Regions from separate parts of the Homo sapiens genome. Here region 1 is linked to region 2. The links are chromatin loops, found by intact Hi-C in ENCODE. Cell type or tissue: sigmoid colon. All regions are shown on one strand.

Region 1 (8,000 bases), 71 kb before region 2:
GGCTGCAGTGAGCCGAGATCATGCCACGGCACTCCAGCCTGGGTGACAGAGTGAGACTCTGTCTCAAAAACACAATAAAAAATAAAAATGAAGACAGTAACGGTTACTTCTCTCAGAGCCACTGGAAGGGATTAAATAAGACCCTGCATGACATAATCATGTGATTATTAAGTGCCGGCTGCCAAGCTAAACACTTTATATTGTCTCAATCCTCCCAGCGATACGGAGGTACTATTATAAGTCCTCACTTTATAGATGTGCAAGTTTGGACATCCAGAGGAGCATGTTGTAGGTCACCCAGCTAGAGAGGTACAGGTAGAGGAAATGGACCCAGGCCAGGGTTTGCCTGGCTGCCAAAGGATGCTGCTGCCCTAACTCCCAGGAGGGCCCCCACATGCACCAGCCCCTCCCGGCTTAGGCTCCTGTGACTCCCCTCCCCCTGACAGGAAGCCTTGCCACCTTGCTGTCCCCACCCCTGGGGGATATCGCTCAGGGATGAAAGGGTTCTGGGGCTGCAGGCTGTTGTTGGAATAAATGAGCTCGTGTGTGTCGCGCCTTTCTCTCGTTGAGAGAGCATCACCCTGTGCATTCTCGATGAGCTAACCTGACCTATAGCAGTATTAGATCCGCGTTTAATGGACAGCCGTGTGCTGCAGAGAATGAACAGTCAGTAAAGGCCTGTTGACTGTCAGCAGGCTCGGCTTGGCTCAGCTCCAGCCCAGGCCTGGGGTCTGTGCCAAGCCCAGAGAAAGGTATAGCTCAAGCCCCTAGCTTGGGTGGATCTGGTGGTGCTGTGTCTGCACACGGGGTGCCAAGGGCTCTGTCATATTTAGCCCTTTGAATATCAGCCCCAGAGCCAATGTCGCAGACATCTGCTTTAAATGGGGACTCCCTTCCTTTAGGGTAGAGAGAAACCTTAGAGGCCAGAGTCACACCGTCCTTCTTCTCTGGGATGGCCCCCATCCCTTGTCATTTCAGATGCAGCATAGTATAGTGATGGAAGCACTGCCTGGGTTCCAAATCTGAGTCTACCCCCACCCAGCTGTGTGACCATGAGCACCTCATGCAAACACTCTATGCCTCAGTTTCCTCATCTGTGAAATGGGGATGATAATGTTCCTTTCCTCATGAGTATTGTGAGAAGTAAACGAATTAATATATGGCACATTGCCATGCACGTAGTAAGTACAGAAGAGTGTTTCTATGATCGTCTCGCATCCATACCTGTCGTAAATTAGTGTCCACTTTTGGCTGTGAGTGCCATGAGGGCAGGGGATGGCCTGTCTTCTTCATTGCTGTGTCCCAAGGAAAGTTCTCAGGAAATATTTGCTGAATACATGAAGGATGCATGAGCAAACACATACGTGATCGCTCCCAACGTGCCTGGGGGAGGCAGGGGCAGGGTCTGTGAATGCTGCTCATCCACGGAGGGCTTCACAGGCCCAGAATTTACCTTAGATTCGAAGACGAAGGAATCATCTGGTACTATCTTAGTTTCCTATTGCTGCTGTAACAAATTACTGCAAACTTAATGGTTTCAAACAATACACATTTATATCTTATGGTTCTGGGGCTCAGAAATCTGATGTGGATCTCACTGGCTAAAATCAAATCAAGGGGATTATTGCTTCGGGGGCCACCTTCATTCCTTGGCTCATGACATGCTTCCATCCTCAGAGCCGGCAATGGCCAGTCAAGTCCTTCTTGCATCTTATCACTGAATCCCCTGCCTCCCTCTTCCACGTTTAAGGGACCCTTGTGATTACAGATTACACAGGACCCACCCACATAATCCAGGCTAATCTTTTTATTTTGTGGTCAGATGATTAGTAGCCTTAATTCCATCTGCTACCTTGATTCCCCCTTGCCATGTAACATAACGTATTCACAGCTTCTGCAGGTTAGGATGTGGACATCTTGGATGCAGGAAGAGCGGGAGGTTATTCTTCCAACCACAGGGATTTTCAGTTAGTCAGGAAGATGGGAAAGTGAATGAAGGAATTCTCCATTTAGCTGCCCCAAAACCATTTTGAGAGGGAAAGGACTTAGACCAGCGCTTCCTTCAGTAGGTCTTCATGGTATCTCTTTCTGAATTGCATGGCTCCAGGCTTCAGGGATTTTTTTAGTCATTTTCCGGGGATGGTCATAAGTGCCAGCAAGACAAGCCTCAATAAAGGCCAATAGGCTGGGCGCTGTGGCTCACACCTGTAATCCCAGCACTTTGGGAGGCCGAGGCAGGGGGATCATGAGGTCAGGAGTTCGAGACCAGCCTAGCAAATATAGTGAAACCCCGTCTTTACTAAAAATACAAAAATTAGATGGTGTGGTGGTAGGCGCCTGTAGTCCCAGCTACTCTCGAGTCTGAGGCAGGAGAATCACTTGAACTTGGGAGGCGGAGGTTGCAGTGAGCCGATATCACGCCACTGCACTCCAGCCTGGGTGACAGAGTGAGACTCTGCCTCAAAACAAACAACAACAACAACAGCAACAAATTCGCTGGGCAAGGTGGTGGGCGCCTGTAATCCCAGCTACTTGGGAGGCTGAGGCAGGAGAATCGCTTGAACCCAGGAGGCATAGGTTGCAGTGAGCCAAGATTGTGCCACTGCACTCCAGCCTGGGCGACAGAGCAAGACTCTGTCTCAAAATAAATTAATTAATTAAATTAATAAATAAAAGTAAAAGACAATAGGGCAGTAGCCCAGATGCAGAATCAGGACTTGTTCATGGAGCCCCTCCCACGTGCCAGCGTTGGTTGCATTCAGCAGCGGCCCCACTCCTGGGCCCATCTTTATTGAGCACTTACTATGCGAAAGGTACTTTGCCAAGCATGAGATGCCCATTCCCTCACTAAATTCTCATGACAGTCCCTTGAAGTAGTTTCAGTTGTCAGCCCCATTTGACAGATGAGACAGCTGTGGTACAGAGGGGTTTTGTGACTTGCCTGAAGCCACACAGTCTGTCAGTGGCAGAAGTGGGATTTGAACCCAGGGAGTTGGACTCCAGAATCTTCTCTCTTTCCTGGCTTGACCTCCTACTTCTCTACCATTCACGCACATTGTTCCATTGCAGCTGCACAACCACCAGGTGAGGACGGAATTTCGTTTGAATCCCTACTGCTTAGATACGGAGACTGAGGCTGACAAGGATTGTGTGGCCAGCCCAGTGTCACTCAGCTGTTCAGTGAGCTGCCTGGGCTCTTTCTCCACATCACACTGCCTTCCGTGTGTTACTAATGAAGAATGAATTTCTAGAAAATGAATATTTTCAAAACACTCCCTGCCACCTGCAGTCCCTTTGAGGAGTGGCGATTGTTTGTAGTTCCCCAGGCCCCCCATAGAGGTAAGCAATCACTCCTACTTTAGAACTGAAATTGGGGGCGTCTCCTCCCTGCCACCCAGGACTGTCATTTAGCCAGCCAGCCTGAAGACTGCAGCAAGCAGGCAGATGCAATGCTTGCGAGAGTAAACTTGGCCAGTCTCCCAGGAACTCCTTAATGAAAAATTTCATTCCGGTGGACGAGAGTGGAGTCGACACAGTCCTCATTACTGCCCAGGTCTAAATTAAACAAGACAAGGGAGGTTCTTGAGGAGCAAGGCAGAAGTTACTGAAGGCTTGAACAGTAAATTGCAGGAAAGGAGCTTCTGTCGGGGAAGGTTCTCCGACTTTCCAGGGTGCATGGAACCCCAATGCATTTCTCCTTTGGAGGATCAACGGCCACTTAGGTTGAGGGTACAGAATGGGGCACAGTAAACCCAGCCTCCTCATCCTTCCCTCTCTTGCTGGGTGAGGGCTGGGCTGCAGGCGCGGCCCCCAGGACTCTGCCTTGGTGGCTATGGTTCCAGAATGGTGACGCCCGGAAGCAGACACTCCGCAACGTACTGTCTTCTAGGCTGACAGCTCTTGCCTCCCCAGCTTGAATACATGCTCAGTGGGCCAGGGTTGAGTTCTGGAGTCCCCATGTCCCTTTGTAGTGACACCAGCATCTCTTTCTAGATAAGGGGCTTGCATAAAGAAATGCCATGTTGGCTTACAAGTAGGAAATCATGTTCTTTCCCATCAATTGGATTTCTAGGTGACCACCTGAGATCCGAAGTTCTGGAAGTCAACACACCATCCACCCACGCTCCCCTTGCCCACTTCACTCTGTCTCTCTCGTGCACAGGTGCACGCACACAGGGCTCAGGCTGCAGTCCGACAGAAACATAGGCTTCCTGCCATTAATTGGAGGGCCCTGACTGCAGACACAGCATAACTATCTATTCATAGTCTTTTTTTAATTCTAAGAAATGCTGCTCTAGCTATTACCTACTTCAGGGCAAATGACTGGCTGGCGTTATCAGCATTTTTCAAGTTATAAACACCCCCTCTTAGCTGGGACCCCTCTTTATTTTCAGTGTTCTTCAGAATGAGGAGTTGGGGCATGGCCAGCCGGCCCTGGCTGTGGCATGGAGGATGGACTGGCCCTGGGCACTCAGGGAGGGGTGGCGGGGGCTGCACCCCATGGCCAGGGGACAGTTACAGGCACCACTGTCCCCAGATGCCCCAGGGAACACTGTGTCCCAGCTGCTTCTACGTAACAATCCAGGCCATGGCTTTCCTTGTCTTGCACCCATTTCCTGGAGGAAAAGCGGGAATGGTTTAGGAATGGGTCCCTGCTCCGTGGCTCCTGAGAAGAATTCCCTCTCTCCAGACTAACGCTGGTGTCCAGGCACTTTTCCGCCTTTAGATCCAAAGCTATGGAGGGGCTTGTAAACATGTTGCTTTTTGTAAATTGAATAAGTGGACTTGTCTAGTTTCGTAAACATTGCTGGCGGCATCCGGAGCCCCAAGAAGCACGCTTCCTCCTGAAACACTGCCCTGCAGGCAGGACAGCTCCCCGACTCTGGCATCAGCTGCCATGTCTTGAGAGTCTACTGTGTGCCAAGCATTTTACCTGCAGAGTCTAATTTTATCCTCAATCTTATGCAGTGGGTACCAGGATTTTCCCTTTTTACAGATGAAGAAACTGGAATTGAGGAAGGCCGAGTTGCTCCCCACAGCCTCACGATCGTGAGAGGCAGGGCTGGGACTCATGGCGTCCAAGGCGTTTGGTGCTGTGTCTCTCCCTGAGGGCTGCGTGCAGCCTCCCCTTCCAGACCCCGCACGGTATTTCCTCATCCAGGAAGACAGGACCTAGGGCTGGACGGCAGCTACACTCATGTCATGCGCTGGGAGGGTCTCCCGGGGTCTCCCCAGGACCACGGCCACCTACCACCCCTGTCCCCTGAAGATAAATGATCGCAGCTGCAAATTTCAAACAGTGTGACGTGCTGCGGTCGGCAGCCAAGACAAAAAACCCACAGACGTTTGGCCTTTGAGGCAGAGGAACACCACGAGCTTTCTGTTGCTTTTCTTTTGATCTGCTGTTTGATTTTAAAAAGGGGAAAAAAAAAATGGAGAGGATCAGTGAGTAGAAATCTAATTTGAAAAAAAAACAAAACAAGTTCACAAAAACAGGAAATGTCGTCTACCGTGGACCAGTCGCTGCTGCTTTGGGACTTTTAAAATGACAGCACGTCTTATAGACGCCGTTCACCTCTCCTAGTGAGCCTGGAATTCTGGGGCTCAGAGGAGCAAGGTTGAGAGGTCGTGGATGTAGGAAGGGCGGAGAAACCATCTCATGTGCCCCGCAGCGTTTGCTCCAGGGCCGGGGCTGGTCCTCGGCTAAGCTGGCTTCCTTGGTTTTTCTAAAGGAAGACTCATGACTTCCCTGAGAAATGTTTGCTTACAAAAGACTGAAACCCACCCTGTGGTGCTGAAACCAAGGGGAATTTAATGCAAGAGCAAACCCTAAAGCCAGAAGCTGGGTTTGGGCCTGGCCCCATCCCCATCCCCATCTCATCAGGCATCACAGATTTAAGGAGTAGGGCTGTGGGTCCCTGGTGCTCTCTGAGCCCTTAAGTCTCTGGTGGGGCTTATCTCTGTGTCTCTCTTTCTCTCCCACACAGATACAGACACACACAGCCACACACACACCAGAGCTACCTCAGAATGGTGCCTTCAGCATAGAGCCTTTAATCCCACATGGGTCCAGGGCCCCACTGGCTCACTGTCTCTGACCGTCTGTGCCACCTTTATGGGAAAGAGAGTCAGATCGGTTCATGTATCTCTGTGCCTCAGCTTCCTCTTCTGCAAAATAGGAATGCTAATGGTATTTCTATCCCGGAATGTCTGTGAAGGTGCCATGGGTTAGACAGTGTGCTCAACTCATTCAAACTCAGGCAAGTGTACCCCTGCGCCTGATAGAGAATGAGTGCTCAAAATGGGGTGTGACTACTGTCCTTCCTATTGTACAGCGTCCCTGGTATAAGGAGTTACGTGAACAAACGTTTTCAGAGCCACCTCAAAGAGAACACAACCAGCATAGAAAAAAAAATAGATCGTTTCACTGAAAGAACCACTATAAATACTCCATGATAAGTCAGATTTCTGGAAGATATTGTATAATTTTCAAAGCACTGCCACATACATGGCTCAGGCGATTCCCCCAATATTCTGAGATATTACTGAGACTAATAAACAAGGAAATAAGAAGTTAAGGTATTGCCTGAGGTTGCACTGTCTGCAAGTGATGGAGTTTAAACTCAGATCCACGTCCCACCTCTAAATTCTCTGTGGGTTTGTTGTTGTTTGCCTGTTTGGTTTTGGGGGGTTTTTTTGAGACAGGGTCTTGCTCTGTCACCCAAGCTGGCGTGCAGTGATGCAGTCATAGCTCACTGCAGCCTGGACCTCCCAGGCTCAAACCATCCGCTCCCCTCAGTCCCTGGAGTAGCTGGGACTACTGGCGCATACTACCACACTCAGCTAAGTGTGTGTGTGTGTGTGTGTGTGTGTGTGTGTGTATGAGATTTTACCATTGTTGCCTGGGCTGGTCTTGAATTCCTGGGCTAAGCCATCTGCCCGCCTTAGCCTCCCAAAGTGCTGGAATTACAGATGCGAGCCACTGTGCCTGGCCAATTTGGTGTGTTTTTAACTTCATCAGAGGTAAAAGTTTTCATAATCCATCATATTTCTCTTTATACCTTGGCTACTGGGAAGCACAAACTAAGTGTGATGCCCAAACTCAGCACTGCCCTAACCGTGGTTTTTAGTATATTTTGTATATTGACTGAACTGCAGTACTTAGATGAGGTAGATTGGTTTTCTGAAACACAGTGTAAGTGCCTCTGTAAAGTGGATGAATTGTGCCTTTGCAGACGTTCAAAAATGGTGAGGATGAGTTTTATTTCTAACACGTCATCGTTTCTGCTTGTGGAAGAGGACGGGCTATGGTGGACGTAGCCTGGCACCTGTTCCTTCCTGTGATCTGGTTCTCTCTTCCAGCCTTGCTGTCTGGAGTCGTTGCTGGAAAGAGTGTCCAAAGAAAACAAGGCCCCATCCCCCTGCAGGTCATCTTTCTGTTTCCTGCTGATACCTGGGGGGAGGTGAGGGGAGACTTTCTCAAAGGCCCTGGCAGTGAAACATCATCAAAGTGAGCCAAGACCTTTGTGAGGCTGAGATGGGGATCACACCTTTCCAGAACGCTCATAAGTGTCACTTCCTAAGGATTTCAAACCTGCACAGACAAACCCACGTGTCCTACGGGAAGGCTGCTCTGTGTCTAGGGGAAGGCTAATGACTTTCTTGGCCTTTGTCCCTCAGTTCTCAGGGGGGTGGTGCTGGCGTGCCCTGTCAGACCCACTTACCCCAGACAGGAGCCTGACATGCCTGGCTGAGTCCTGCCTCAGGACTGAGGCCCTGTGGCTCAGTTTTTTGATCTGTGGTGTGAGCGTAGTATCACCTCCCCTGGGAGTCATGATAGCAGTCAGCAGTATTAACAACAATGACAACAACGGCAGCTGGGCCCCTCAAGGACTGTATTTAATACTCACGATATCCCTAATACAGCTGTGAGCCCTTTGTTTTAACTCATTCCTGTCTTAAAATCGCTGATGAGAAAACAGAGAGGCTGCCGACTTGCC
Region 2 (8,000 bases):
GTCCATTTAATGTGGTGGGAGAAATGAAGGCCAGTGAAGATTGGAGAGAAGTGGGGAGAAAGGATACGCTGAAATTTAAGTTGAATTTAGTAAACAATTTGTATTTGAAGATACATATTTACCCACTTAAAACCAAGCATTGAAATGATGGTCATTTAAGCATTCTTCTCAGAAAACTACCTACCTAGGTGTTTCTCATACAAATCTGCTCTGGAGCCAATAATGACATTTAATAAAGTCTTGCTAATTACGTTCTCTAACGAATTGTGAGACTGCTTAATCCACAGTGCAGAGATTTGTATAGTCAATAACTGCGTTAAATAGCCTCAGTTACTTACATACGGTGTCTATTGGTGTTAATTGTATCCATTAACCCAGACAGAATTGTTTTAAATTTCTGCAAGATGGTTAATGTGCTGATTCCTCTGAGGCCACTAACCACATTTTTCCTTTGGCCACATTCATAATTGGGGCTTAATAAAGCTTCTTAATCTGAATTTAGCCTCTGGATAAACGACCAAGAAGTCTAAAATTCTTCCTCATGTGGAATACTTCATAATATGCTTGAATTGAAACTCAAAATTAACCCTATTGGTGTTTCCCCATTTCTTTGATTTAGGATCTTTAAGATGAGAGCATCCTTCAATGATTAGGAGAACTACAAGATGGAAATAAAGACTGTATTACTTACAGGTCCTTGGGCGGGACATGGCATGCCTAGAGGCCACACAGGGAGGTCAGACAGCACAGGCAGGGAGAGAAAAAAGAGACCCATGGGCCAATGCCTTTATTGGGTATTGGGCATTATCCAAACAGGTTTCCTGCACGGAGTTTTAATTGGGTTTAAACCAAGCAGGCACAAGTTCCAGGTCACACAATAACTGATACATGGTCACTATGGCAGATCTGCACAGTCTCTGTGGGGTGTAAGAGTGAGTGGGGCCAGTCAAGCAGGCTGCATCTAGCTGTCCCATGGGGAAGTGGTCACTAGGGAGCAGTTGTATAAGGCAGATATCTGGATGGGGCACATTGAGGAACTCGGCAGGGAGTTGGACTGGAAATAGTGTCAGGAATGACTGAGCCCTGCTTCTGGTATGAGAAAGTCTAATGTATTTAAAATGGATGCCAAGGCAACACAAAATTAATACATAATTGTATAAACATAAACATAAATTTTGTTGGGTATAGTGAATTAAGCATTCAGTTTACCCAACAAAAAATTGACTGAAAGAGGGGGCCAGACACAGTGGCTCACACCTGTAATTCCAGGGCTTTGGGAGGCTGAGGCAGGAGGCTCACATGAGGCCAGGAGTTGGAGACCAGCCTGGGCAACAGAGAGAGATCCTGTCTCTAAAATAATACTTTTTTTAAAAAAGTTGGCAGAAAGATATACTAAATAAAAATACATAGGCTTGTATCCTTCAAATGCCCTTAAAGAAAGATATTTATCATTGGAATTTAGTAGTTCCAGGAGCCAAGGTCTTCCTCAGCTGAACAAGTCACCCCCATCTACCTGGTCGACTGGGCTTGAAATGTCCCTATATTTGGCCCTTTACTTTCAGGGGCACCTACTGTTAATATTCTCAAGGGCACTATCTTACTTCTTATGGTGCATTTCAAAGGTTGTGGTTGATTTGTTTGGGTCCAAAAATAGTATAGTCCAATAATCTGATCAGTAGCCAGACATAACATCACAATTGAAGTTGTATTTACTATATTTTGTTGCACACTAGGTCTTAGGGAGATATCAAGCTGGGTAACAGTTGATAGAACAAGTTAGAATATAATTTGCCCAATATATGTCTGCAGACGTTTTGGAAGCCTGGGAAATGCAATGAAGAACTCTCGTCCTGTATGCTTCTGGCGGTGTCATATAGAGGATCACTTGCTCACCAAAATCGCCTTAAAAGGATGCATTAAATCCTTAAATCACTATCCTGTGATGATATCAATCAACATGGTTTTATCACTAATGATAGTGATAGACAGTAGCCTGGGCAATGAGGGTGCCACAAGTAAACCTGACATCCCCTGTCGTAAACGCTACAGCCAACTTCATTTGAAAATCTCATTTAGAACACACTTTTGGCACGTTTCTTTCTCTTCTAGGACACACAGCTTTTTAAAAAATACAAAAATAGGCTGAGCACAGTGGTTCATGCCTGTAATCCTAACACTTTGGGAGACCAAGGCAGGTGGATCACCTGAGGTCAGGAATTCAAGACCAGCCTGGCCAACAAGGTGAAACCATGTCTCCATTAAAAAAATACAAAAATTACCTGGGTGTGGTGGTGCATGCCTGTAATTCCAGCTACTCAGGAGGCTGAGGCTGGAGAATCGCTTGAACCCAGGAGACAGAGGTTACAGTGAGCCGAGATAACGCCATTGAACTCCAGCCTGGGGGACAGAGCAGGAATCCATCTCAAAATAATAATAATAATACAAAAATAATACATGTTCATTGCAGACAATTTGAGAAAGAGAAGCATAAAGAGAAAATAATCTAAAATCTCACTGTAAGATAATGAACATTTCCTTCCAATCTCTTAAAAACGCAGTTACATATTACATGTATATTTTGTTCTGTGTTCTTTTATGTGATGGTCAGTCAGATGTGGCCACAAGAGGACACAGGAGAGGCTCAGGAAAAAAACAGTTTATTGTATTCACAGATTCTGGAAACAGGAAGTGTGGCACTCCTGCAGGGTCACATGGGGAAGCCACATGGGATGATCAAGGGGCAGAAAGCAGGGGCAAGGGGAAAGTCTAGGCCAGAGGTTACAGGGGTTTCCTGGGAAGGGCAGGCTGAACTGTTTAGAACTGGCTAGTTTGAATAATTTTGGTGGGCTCTAAACTATAGGAGTGGTCCCTGGTTGCCCAGTACCTGGCCCTGGGGTGACTAAAGCCAAGGAATACTGTCTCCTGGGAAGTATAGGCCAGATGAAGGAGGTGTGGCTCTGGAGTGGCTAGTTGGCATATCAAAGACATGCTCCCAGCTGAGTCCTTTGCTTTCCCTAAGAATTGGCTAGCCCCAGAGAGTAGCCTGTCTCCAGCCCAGAAGGATTTTTTGTTTGAATCTCCTCTGTTGTTTTTTTTTAATAGGACAAGAACTTGTTTATTTTATTTATTTATTTATTTTTGCCAAATAAAGCAATTGGACAGCGTTCCTTCCTCTTTTCTTTTTTAAAAAAAAAATTCCATAGGTTTTTGGGGAACCGGTGGTATTTGGTTACTTGTTTTGTTGTTGTTGTTGTTTTTTTTTTTTTTTTTTTTTTTTTGAGACAGAGTCTCACTCTGTCGCCCAGGCTGGAGTGCAGTGGCGCGATCTCGGCTCACTGCAACCTCCGCCTTCTGGGTTTGAGCGATTCTCCTGCCTCAGTCTCCCAAGCAGCTGGGATTACAGGCACACGTCACCACGCCCGGCTTATTTTTGTATTTTTATTAGAGACGGGGTTTCCCCATGTTGGCCAGGCTGGTCTCGAACTCCTGACCTCAGGTGATCCATCCGCCTCGGTCCCCCAAAGTGCTGGGATTACAAGCGTGAGCCACCTCGCCCAGTTGAGTAAGTTCTTAAGTGATGATTTGTGAGATTTTGGTGCACTCATCACTCAAGCAGTATACATTATACCCAATTTGTAGCCTTTTATCCCTCACCCTTCCCACCCTTTCCCCCGGAGTCCCCACAGTCCATTGTATCATTCTTATGGGTTTTTAAGAAGTCAAAACATCACGATATACAGACAATAAAATGTATACAAGATATATTTTATTGTATATATATATATATATATATATATTTTTTTTTTTTTTTTTTTTTTTTTTAATGCATATTTCATTCTTCTGAGCCCCATCCCGAGTCTTCCACTTCAAAGTCAGTGTGGGCCCTTTGGGAGTCCCTTCTTATTTCTGTCCCCAGAGCATGTCTCAAGCCACCTTAGGGGAAGAGGGATGTCCCTCCGTGTTCAGGTGAGGGGCTGCTGTCGTTCAGTGAATGTAGGACGGGAGGCCAGCCTCCCCACCGGCCCTTTTGCTGAAGCAGGCATACACGGCGCCCCCAAAGAGGATGGAAAGTCCTTTAATCAATCCCCCAGGGGCTGTCAGGAAGCTGAATCGGGGAGGTGGCAGGAGCTGATCAGCCGTGTCCCTGACTTACTGAACTTGTACCGCACTGCTCTCTCCTTCTGTACTATGGCCCTGAGGTGCCCAGGCCCCACAGCTGACTCAATTAATCTGAAGTGGGGTGGAGCCATCTATGTTTCTTTTAGGGATTCAGGTGACTCTAATGTGCGAGTGTGAAACACTGGCTAAGCCCTCAGCGCTGTGCTAGGCAGCCCTCGCTTATACCCTACTTATTCCCACTTCTGCCTTCTCCCCTTAGTGTCCCCAACCTCTTCCTTTCCCTTGGGCACACTACCACTCGCTCCTGCAGAAATAGCTCACGACGACGTGCTCCTCAATTCCACGACCTGTGGATTCTCCGTGGCCACTGGCCTCGCAGTTTCTGTTGACGCCATCAGGGGCAGCAGCGAGCGCGGTCTCAGTGAAGGAGGCCTCTAGCTTGCGGCGGGGAGTTGAGCTGGAAAGGGTCTGGATAAGGGTGAGCTCTGATGCTGTTTTCTCCAAAATAGGGTCTGAAAGTATATACCTGAGCTTTGTGAGGATTCACTTATTCCTCCCTGAGTTGTATCACAGTTTCTCTGTTTTGACTTAGGAAAACTGATAAACCTATGTGACTTTCTTTGCTTCTCTCAAATACCTGGGTGGGAGATGGTGGAGGACAGTCCACAGCAAACTCAAGTGAATCCATTACTTTTCATTCTCACCAAAGGTCTGGAGCTGTATCTGGTCTCTGGTTTTGGCCTATAGACACTGCCCTTTTGATCTGAGGGTGAAAAGGGGATTCAATCTAAGAGTATTTCATTTCCTAAACAATCTGGAAGAGATGTATTAGTTTAAAAATCACTCATTGTTTGAGCAAACACTTTCCACATATATTCTATGCATTCTCTCTTTCTCTGCATATGCCATGCCTTCTTTCACTTCCATTATATTGGGAAAATTTCCCCCATGTCATTAAATGTTTTTGGAAAAGATGATTGTGCATGATGATACCTATTTTGCAAATTTTATGTACCATAGTTTTTTAACCATTTCTCTGTTGCCGGACATTTAGTTTGTTTATGATTTTCACTCTTATCAACAACTGATATAAATTTTCTCATATATAAATCTTTGGCCCTCTCACATATCATTTACCATGAACATTGGGAGTACCGTATTTTATCCTTTTGGAGTCCTCTCGGTGTTAAGAACAGAAGTGGTTTCACACGTGGCACTTAATTAACGCTTGTTAACTTCACTCATGGCCTAGATCAACTTGCATTGGCGCCCTATAAAACCTGTCTCTTTAATATTAAGCCATATGAAATCACAAGAGTATGCCAAATCCAATTAGCATCTATCACGACCTATCCACTCTATAAACAGGCATTTCATGTTTCTGTTACATTCAACTTCTGAAATGCTATAAGCAGAATCTATTAAGGCAAACAATGAAAACACAAGTAATAATTTCTTAAAAAACACTTTGCAATGCCTGCATCATACATATTAATTTATAGCTGCAGCAACAGAATCTCATATTCAGATGGTGTCCTTTCAAAAGGAACTGTGTAACAAATCCCAGGCAGTACTTAGCTTAACTTACCTTCCTGGTGATTTATATGATGCACATCATTGTGTGCATAAAGTCCAAATTTCATGACACAGACACATACAATTACATGGATGACAGTAATATGCCAATGAATGATATAAACATCAACTGTTAATTCACTAAGAGAAATAGAAAGTCAAGGCAAAAGAGACTACGTCCCAAAACTACCTGACTACTGCCTTTAGGCAAAAGATCTTTTGGAAATCAGCTTTTAAAGACTTTAGTTTTACCACTGCCCTGAAGCAGGCTGAACCTAAAATGGGACTTTACTATCTGCCCAACCCTGGGCCCAGAGTTACTCATGGAATACAGGTGACTTCACCAAGATTCAGGTGAATCCATTACTTCTTATTCCCACAAAACGTCTAGAGCTGAGTCTAGTCTCTGGTTTTGGCCTATTGACACTGACATTTTGATCTGAGGGTGAAAAGGGATTCAACCTAAGAGTATTTCATGTCTTAATCTAGAAGAGAGGTATTAGTTTAAAAGTCATTCATTGAGGAAACACTTTCCACATATTTTCCATGCATTCATTCTCTGTGTGTGTGTGTGTGTGGTGTGTGTGTGTGTAGACTACCTTTTAGGATTTTACTCTATGTTATATAACTTTACTTTGCAACTTTTACTTTCCCGAAAGTGCCTGGATAAGTAATGTGTAAAGTGTAAGGCAAAGTTGTTTCTGTTCTATCTTGAGCAGTTCATAAAATAACCTTCAGGTCACCTTCCCTGTGATCTGCAGATTGGCTTGGTGCGTACTCTAGAGGTGCCAATCATTCTTTCTCCGCTTACTCCTCTCTGTGAGAGGACTCACGGCACTGGAAGAGGCAGTCCAATCACCATGTGATATCTGCTCCTTAACTTGGCCACAGCAGATCAGAAGCCAGAGCCAAAGATGAGTCATTAGATTTTCTGCCAGGAGGAGTTGGAATTGTGACTTAGTGACTGAGTCTGTTAGCTGCATGGGTTTCTCTTTCTTCTGTTTCTCAAATAGCCTCAAGCCCTTCAGCCTCCTGGGTGATGTCTTCCTTGAATATCCGAATAAAATGTCTTAAGTCCTGCAGTGGAGACAAATGCTATGTGTTAAACTCAATTTCATTTCTTCTTCCTCTTCCTGGGCACACAGGAAGACCACATTTCTGAGCTTCCCTTGCAGTTAAGTTGTGCCATGGCTGTCGGGTGCTAAGCAGAGAGGCAATGGCCAGGAAGAAGAGGCAGGAGTCTCTTCTTGTGCAAGAGTTGACAATTAAAGAGGAGAAGAGTAGAATGGTGTTGGTAAGGTCAGATGGAGGCTTTCCCTTCCAAGGAAGTCTTGTGCATATGATGGAGCAGAGAAGTGGGCCACTGGTGCTAAAGAGAGGAAATGTGGTAGAAATGGATGGGTTGAAGGGTGAGCTTGAAACAATATGGGCATGTCAAGGCAGGGACAAGGAGTTACTGAGGAAGCTTATCCAGAGGCCTCAGCCTTCTCCCTGGAGTCAGAACCACCTGCTGAGGGCAGTGGAGGAGAAAGAGTGGGAAGAGAGAAGCTCTGAAACTGCCCTCTGGGCAAGTTCGTGGAGCTGGACAGCATGGATTTGTAGTAAGCCAGACATGAATGGTTTTGTGCCAAACCCGCGGAATTTGGTGTGTGATCTGGGAGAAGGACCAGAGAAGGCTGTCTGTGGGAATTACCAGAAGTCAGAAGCCTATGTTAGCATAACATTATCACTTGCCTAAAGAACAGATGATAGGGAGAAAAATGTTATTCTTCTAGGCCCATATTTATTCACTATTTCTTCCTACTAATAATACCCCAGTGTCTTTAAGTACTAAAACGTTCCATTTCTACAGAATGTTTTCTCTCATCTGTAAGAATAAAAAGGATGTTCATTTTTTTAAAACATTAGGTACTCATTACTAAACAGGACAAAAATCAATCTTTTTTTATTTTTTAAGACCCAAAACAATAGTTAACTACTATTTGAGCTGGGGATCTATTGTCTAGAAAAGTAATAATTATTAAGTAATTCAAAAAATAAATATAAAAGTAACAGGTTCATTTTTGAAAATTTGTTCAGCACAAAAGAGTTTTAAAAAGAAAAAAAATCCATAATCACATCATCCAGAGCAAAACATTTAAAATATTTTGGTGTCTTAAAAAATTAGTGTCATTCCAGATAAAGTTTTGTACTCAGTATTTTTCACACATTATTTTATAAATATTTTCCTAACTCATCAAATGAGCTTTAAAATATAAATTTGCTGACTATAATATATAGTACCAATTTTTTTGAAGTTTATGCCT

Evidence for each region. A loop is a pair of places that touch in the nucleus more often than their neighbours do. Peaks named below come from ENCODE experiments on the same cell type or tissue, not always from the same donor. Only the 100,000 strongest peaks of a DNase experiment are listed, where the experiment ranks them.
Region 1: a loop joins it to region 2, with 1.9 times the contacts of the local background. A loop is called at or near these places in 2 of 110 quality-filtered maps.

What each region holds. Positions count from the first base shown.
Region 1 is chr12:104,715,309-104,723,308 of GRCh38, forward strand. The region is part of intron 2 of CHST11 (carbohydrate sulfotransferase 11); the gene reads left to right. Among named protein-coding and RNA genes, the nearest start is that of MIR3922, 130 kb to the left of the region's middle. RefSeq lists enhancers at 5,050-5,139, 5,198-5,826, 5,800-5,849, 7,791-8,000. In sigmoid colon, no CTCF peak of the experiment used is centred here; DNase peaks (open chromatin) are centred at 3,473 and 5,191; H3K4me3 peaks cover 796 bases; H3K27ac peaks cover 1,916 bases.
Region 2 is chr12:104,786,209-104,794,208 of GRCh38, forward strand. No RefSeq gene overlaps it. Among named protein-coding and RNA genes, the nearest start is that of SLC41A2, 170 kb to the right of the region's middle. In sigmoid colon, a CTCF peak has its summit at 4,488; DNase peaks (open chromatin) are centred at 4,533 and 6,553.